Regions from separate parts of the Homo sapiens genome. Here region 2 is linked to region 1. Evidence: chromatin contacts called from ENCODE Hi-C or POLR2A ChIA-PET data. All regions are on one chromosome and are shown on one strand. Each heading gives the region's core, a stretch centred on a gene start or an enhancer-like site at or near the end of the contact. The rest is flanking DNA. Distances are from core to core; before and after follow the strand shown. Region 1 has its middle 160 kb from the start of LINC02458. Region 2 has its middle 71 kb from the start of DUSP6.

The links. Hi-C counts contacts between places; a loop is a spot of excess contacts on that map. ChIA-PET counts read pairs that join two places held with the same protein, here RNA polymerase II (POLR2A). Pooled maps may share reads with other maps.
Region 2: a map of heart left ventricle shows a loop between it and region 1 (1.9-fold over the local background). The contact joins two enhancer-like sites. A Hi-C loop is called at or near these places in 1 of 168 maps with a recorded cell type or tissue (heart left ventricle) and 5 of 50 pooled maps. POLR2A ChIA-PET finds 5 or more read pairs at or near these places in 1 of 52 experiments (AG04449).

The regions. Positions count from the first base shown.
Region 1 is chr12:89,180,171-89,183,122 of GRCh38, reverse strand. No RefSeq gene overlaps it. Among named protein-coding and RNA genes, the nearest start is that of LINC02458, 160 kb to the right of the region's middle. Within about 2 kb of position 1,447, at least 4 of the 41 ENCODE cell types and tissues checked have a DNase peak (open chromatin) inside an H3K27ac peak, as active enhancers do.
Region 2 is chr12:89,279,619-89,282,502 of GRCh38, reverse strand. It overlaps the pseudogene RNU7-120P. Among named protein-coding and RNA genes, the nearest start is that of DUSP6, 71 kb to the left of the region's middle. Within about 2 kb of position 1,487, at least 6 of the 41 ENCODE cell types and tissues checked have a DNase peak (open chromatin) inside an H3K27ac peak, as active enhancers do.

The sequences.
Region 1 (2,952 bases), core at 198-2,697:
CTATAGGTGCACACCACCATGCCCAGCTAATTTTTTATTTTTATTTTTTATAGAGATGGGATTTCACTATATTGCCCAGGCTGATCTCGAACTCCTGGGCTCAAGCAATCTGCCCGCCTTGGCCTCTTAAAGTGCTGGGATTACAGACATGAGCCACCATGCCCAGTCTGTAATGCCATTTAGATGGTTGTTCTACTTATCTAAAAATAAGTGCTGACTTTTTGTCACTTTCATTGGGACAAGTTTAACAAATTCTTTACCTACAGAAACTAGAGAAAGAATTTGACTATTAAAAATATGGCAAGTGTTTCCAGAGTTTAGCCTTTCTATAAAATGCTATTCATTAGGCAATCCTCATTTGCAGGGAGGAAATGGAAAAGGTGATGTGACAGAGAGTGACCAGGTTGGAGAAGGAAGGATGGCAGGAGAATCTCTACTTTCAATGTTCAGAGGGGGCTTCTTTCTACGGGGAGGTAACATCAGAGCTGAGAATAGAAGGCTAATGATGACAAGCAACACAATAATGACCTATAACTATTAAGCACTTAATTATATTTCAGTCATTTACATATATTAATTCACAGTGTCCTGGTATTCGTACTCCCAAGTCCCTGCTTTTAAAATTCCCTGCTCTTGTGGTTAAATCTTGTGAAAAATTGGGGAAGAATATTCCAGAAAAAGGAATGGCAGGTAGAAAGTCTTTAAGCAAGCATGAAATTAGGTATGTTTAGGAACTGAAAGAAGCTCAGAGTGGCTTGTGTGTAATGAGCTAGGAAGAAAAGTTTATATGTATGGGGAAGTATATTGAAGGCCACAGTGAAAATAAAAGTTTTCGTTTTGTTCTTTAGTCTTAGGAATTATCTAATTTATTATTACTTTTTTTTTAGATATTTGAAGGTAAACTTCTAATTTTTTACTGTACATATGCAATGAACTGGCACATAGCAGAACAGACTCAGCATAGTTTTTTGAAAGAAAATATTCTAATATCATATCTTCAATATTATACAAATAATTATTGAGTGTGATAGAATTTAGCTATTTAGTATTTCTACTCTTTAAAATATCCAAGTCTAAATAACTCGCCAGCTTGAATAATGTCATCCGCCACAGTCTAAACAGGCCTATTGACCACTCCAGCAGATTGTTTCTATTAGGTGCATTTTCTTCTTGATCTTAAGACTTCCACAAAAGTATAAATATTTAACATCTTTGAGCAATTTAAGCAATCACAGTTTGCTGGAATATTAAAAATGCAATAGTGATGAAAAACAAAAGTATTTCTAACAGAATGCAGACCCAGATCTAGATAAATATAGCTTACTTGTTCATAATCTTCTTTCTCAGGAAACCATGCCTGTCTTCAACAGGATTTTTTCAGTTTAGGTTTGCCCTTTTAACACACTGAGTCATTGTTTGGTAATCAGAACAGTCTCCCCTAGCATTACATTTTTTCTAGGAAATTGGCTCACAGGTTTGATCACGCTTAACAAAGGGTGTCTACCTTGTAAAAAAGGACAAAGCTCTGTGTTGGTATATAGGTACTGAGGAGATTAGCATTTTTTAAAAGACTATTTTTTAGAGTAATTTTAGATTCACAGCAAAATTGAGAGGAAGGTATAGAGATTTCCTGTATACTCCCCACCCCTACACATGCATAGCCTCCACCACTATTAAAATCTCCTATCAGGATGTTACATTTGTTACAGTTGATAAGCCTGCACTGACACAATATAATCACCTCAAATCCATAATTTGCATTAGGGTTCACTCATGGTGATGTATATTCTACGAGTCTGGACAAATGTATAATGACATGAATTCACCATATAGTATCATACAGAGTATTTTCATTGTCATGAAAACCCCCTGTGCTCTGGCTATTCCTCCTTCCCTCCCTTCTAACCCCTGGCAACCATTGATCATCTTACTGTTTCTATATTTTTGCCTTTTGCAGAATATCCTATAGTTGGAGTCATATAGTATGTAACTTTTCAGTTTGGCTTCTTTCACTTAGTATACAAGCATTTAAGCTTTCTCCATGTCTTTTCAAGGCTTGATAGCTCATTTCTCTTTAGCACTGAGTAATAGTCCATTTTCTGGATGTGCCTCAGTTTATTTATACATTCATCTGCTGATGGACATCTCAGTTGCTTCCAAATTTTAGCAATTATGAATTAGGCTGTTATAAACATCTGTGTGCAGGTTTTTGTGTGGACCTAAGTTTTCCATTTCTTTGGTAAATACCAAGGAGCAGGATTGCTGGATCATATGTTAAGAGTGTTCAGTTTTTAAAAAGCTGCCAAATTGTCTTCCATAGTAGCTGTACTATTTTGCATTCCTACCAGCAATAAATGGGTCCTTGTGCTTCACATCCTAGTCAGCGTTTGATGTTGTTAGTTCTGGGTTTTGTTCATTCTCAAAGGTGTGTAGTGGTATCTCATTGTTTCAGTTTGAATTTCCTTGATAACGTATGATATGGAGCATCTTTTGAGGTTAATATTTTAAAATACCACAATGGGTAGAAACAGAAATGCCTGTTCTACTCCTGTGCAGAATTAGAGAGCTGAATTCTCTCAGGATGATGAATAGTTTGCAGCCCCAAATATTATGAGCCTTTTTGACAAAAAAAATGAAACAAAAGCAAAAAGACAAAAAACAAACAAAAAACAGAGTAGCTTAGTACTTGGGGTATTAAGAACATGTTGAAAAAGATTGACCCCCTGAGGTTAGTGAGAATTGTTTTAGGTGAAGAAAAGGCAAAAAAAAAAAGCTTCATTCAGATGCAGGACTAAGTGTTTATTATTTGAGTCCAGAAATGGATGGGAGTGAATAAAAGGGGATGTTCCCTTAGTAGGGTGATGTTTTTGGCAACAGTACAACTGATGTTGCAAGAAGGGAAACAGTCTCCAGATGAAAATCTCTTACAGGTTGGCGTTTGCCCAAAACTGA
Region 2 (2,884 bases), core at 238-2,737, 99 kb before region 1:
AATCTACTACTATGATGGAGGTTTTATAGATGCAAGATACATATTCACACATATATTTAACATTTTTCCCTTTGGTAGGTAGAAGATGAAGTAGAATACCAACATAAGAGCAATATGACTGGTTTCCAGTCTTTGATCTGCCACTAGTTTGTGACCATAGGAAAACCATCTTAACTTTTTTTCTGAACCTCTGTTGTTTTCATTTAAAAGAATGGAGAAGTGTTACAGCTCTTTTAAAATTTATCTAACAGGTTTTCTGTTTTTTAACTAGAAAACTCCCCATGGGAAAAAAAAATAGCGAGGAATCATATTTTCCCAGACAATTTCTTATGAGAGCCAGATAAGATTATGCATATCAGCTCATGGTAAAAGGCAGTAAACCAATATCAATTAAGAAATAATTTAGGGTTGGGTGCAGTGGCTCACACCTGTAATCCCAGCACTTTGGAAGGCTCAAGAGGGTGGGTTACTTGAGCCCAGGAGTTTGAGACCAGCCTGGGCAACAAGGCGAAACCTTTTCTCTACAAAAAATACAAAAATTAGCCAGGTGTGGTGGTGTGCACCTGTAGTCCCAGTGACCTGGTAGGCTGAGGTGGGAGGATGACCTGAGCCTGGGAGGTTGAGGCTGCAATGGGCCGTGATCGCGCCACTGCACTCCAGTCCGCCTTTCTTTTTGGGTCTCAGTGATCTATTGAAAACTCTGTTGTTCATATTGTCCTTTCCAAAAGATGGTGACTAAATCATTTAAGTTAGACAGCCAAGATTTAGCTCTGAGAACTAATTTTGGCTTATTGTACTCAACATATTTAAGACTGTCAGCAGTTTTTGTTCTCTCCAATGTTTAATAAGGTCAGGAGTTTAAAAAGAGAGCAATTTTCTTGATAAAGTTTTTCCTTCTTTTCCCTTTGGGAAACATCACTGTGCCTAACTGCTTTAATGCTGAAGTTGGCAGGGCTTGCAGGTTGGGAGCAAACAATAAAAAGTCCCTCGCTGAGACAGACTGTATGGAATGAATGCCCTGGGGAACTATACCCCTGCCCAACCCCCTCTGACCCCCCCAACTCAAAGGCCAGATGGGCTCTAGACAAACCCTGGGAGTGTGGGCAGTCTGGGGTAGTGGAGGCCAGCTGCTGTTCTAGGAAATTCCCTCTCTGAAAGACACATGGGAACCCTGTTTTGGTATCCAGAACAGTGCTGAAATGGTCAGAAATAGGACTAAAGTTGGTGGACTTTGCGTATGTACAGACAGAAACATCCTGCTTTCCAAAGAGCTGAACGCTGAGGGTCATTTATCTGTGGGATTCAGGGTACACTAAAGGTTTCTAGTTGAATTGGTTCTCATAACTTTTGTTGCATGTCTTACCTTTATGAAAAAGGCCTTTTCCAACAAGCTTATTTCATTGAAGTGTTATTGTCAGTCAGCTGAGCACGATGGAATGAATTTTGTTTGTTGTAAGGGCAAAGAAGCAGGCTAAAGAGGATGTGGTGAAAGATTCTACTTCCTGTCTATTCAAAGGATGTGAATAGACAGTTTACATAACAGAAAATTCAGTAGGCTCACATATGGTAAATCATACAGCTTTGTTTGCAAATAACAAAATACACATTAAAAAAGTTATAGCGTCTTTGAAAACCTATTAAACTCACAAAAATAAACAGAACCCCAAAATTCAATTATTTCTTGTGAGCAATGTGTCCAGGTTGTATGCTATGGTGAAAAGAATGCTGCATTTGGAATGCGAAGACTTAAATGTAACACAAACTGTGAGCAAGTTATTTACTTTTCTGAAGCTCAATTATTTTCTCATCTATAAAGGGTGGATAATAATATCTATCAACCTTATGAAGTTTATAACAGATTCATATAGGTGAATGGAAGAAATTTTCAAATGGCAAAGCACTGTATAAATATGTTTTTGTGTTTTTAATCAACAAATTAATAAGAGAAGTGACAAATTTTAGTTACTTATCCTTTTCAGAAGCATGTGGAATACAATTTATGAATGCACTAATTGTGTTTAGCAATTTCCCTTTTAGACACTGATGATGAACTAGCTAAATAAACCGTCTCAAAATGTGGGAATTACTTTTTAAAAATTACAATGTTGTGGGCTCTATCAGTACACTGACATTAAACTCAGATTTCACTGAGTTTATTTTGTTGGGTGATTTCATCAATGTTAACATAATTTAATCCACAAAATAATCATAAGTGGTAGATGTTATTCTTTCCATTTTAAAAATAGGAAACTAAAAGTCACCCAAGTTCTTAGTTGACTGATGCTTACATAAAATGATATTGAGTTGAAAAAAACTAAAAACAAAATGGTGTATGTGCATTTTACTTAACATTATATATGAATATGAGGACCTTAATGAATGGAAGACAATTTGAAGAAATACAAATATTTAGACCTAAGTACCTAAACACTTTTTATCTTAATTCTTTTTTAATTCTAAGAAAAAAGTGATTTTGTATCCTGGAACTTTGCTGAAATTGTTTGTGACAACTAGGAGTCTTTTGGAGGAATCTTTAGGGTTTTTTAGATATAGAATCATATTGCCAGAGAATAGGGATAAATTGACTTTCTCTTTTCCTATTTGGATGTCTTTCATCTCTTTCTCTTGCCAGATTGCTCTGGCTAGGACTTCCAGTACTATGTTGAATAAGAGTGGACATCTTTGTTTTGTTGTGGTTCCCATTACTGGTGAACTGAATTTTTAAAAATGTGCTATATATACACCATGGAGTACTATGCAGCAATAAAAAAGAATAAAATCATGTCCTTTGCAGCATCATGGTTGCAGCTGAAGGCCATTATTTTAAGTGAATTAATGCAGGAACAGAAAATCAAATACCGCACGTTCTAACTTGTAAGAGGGA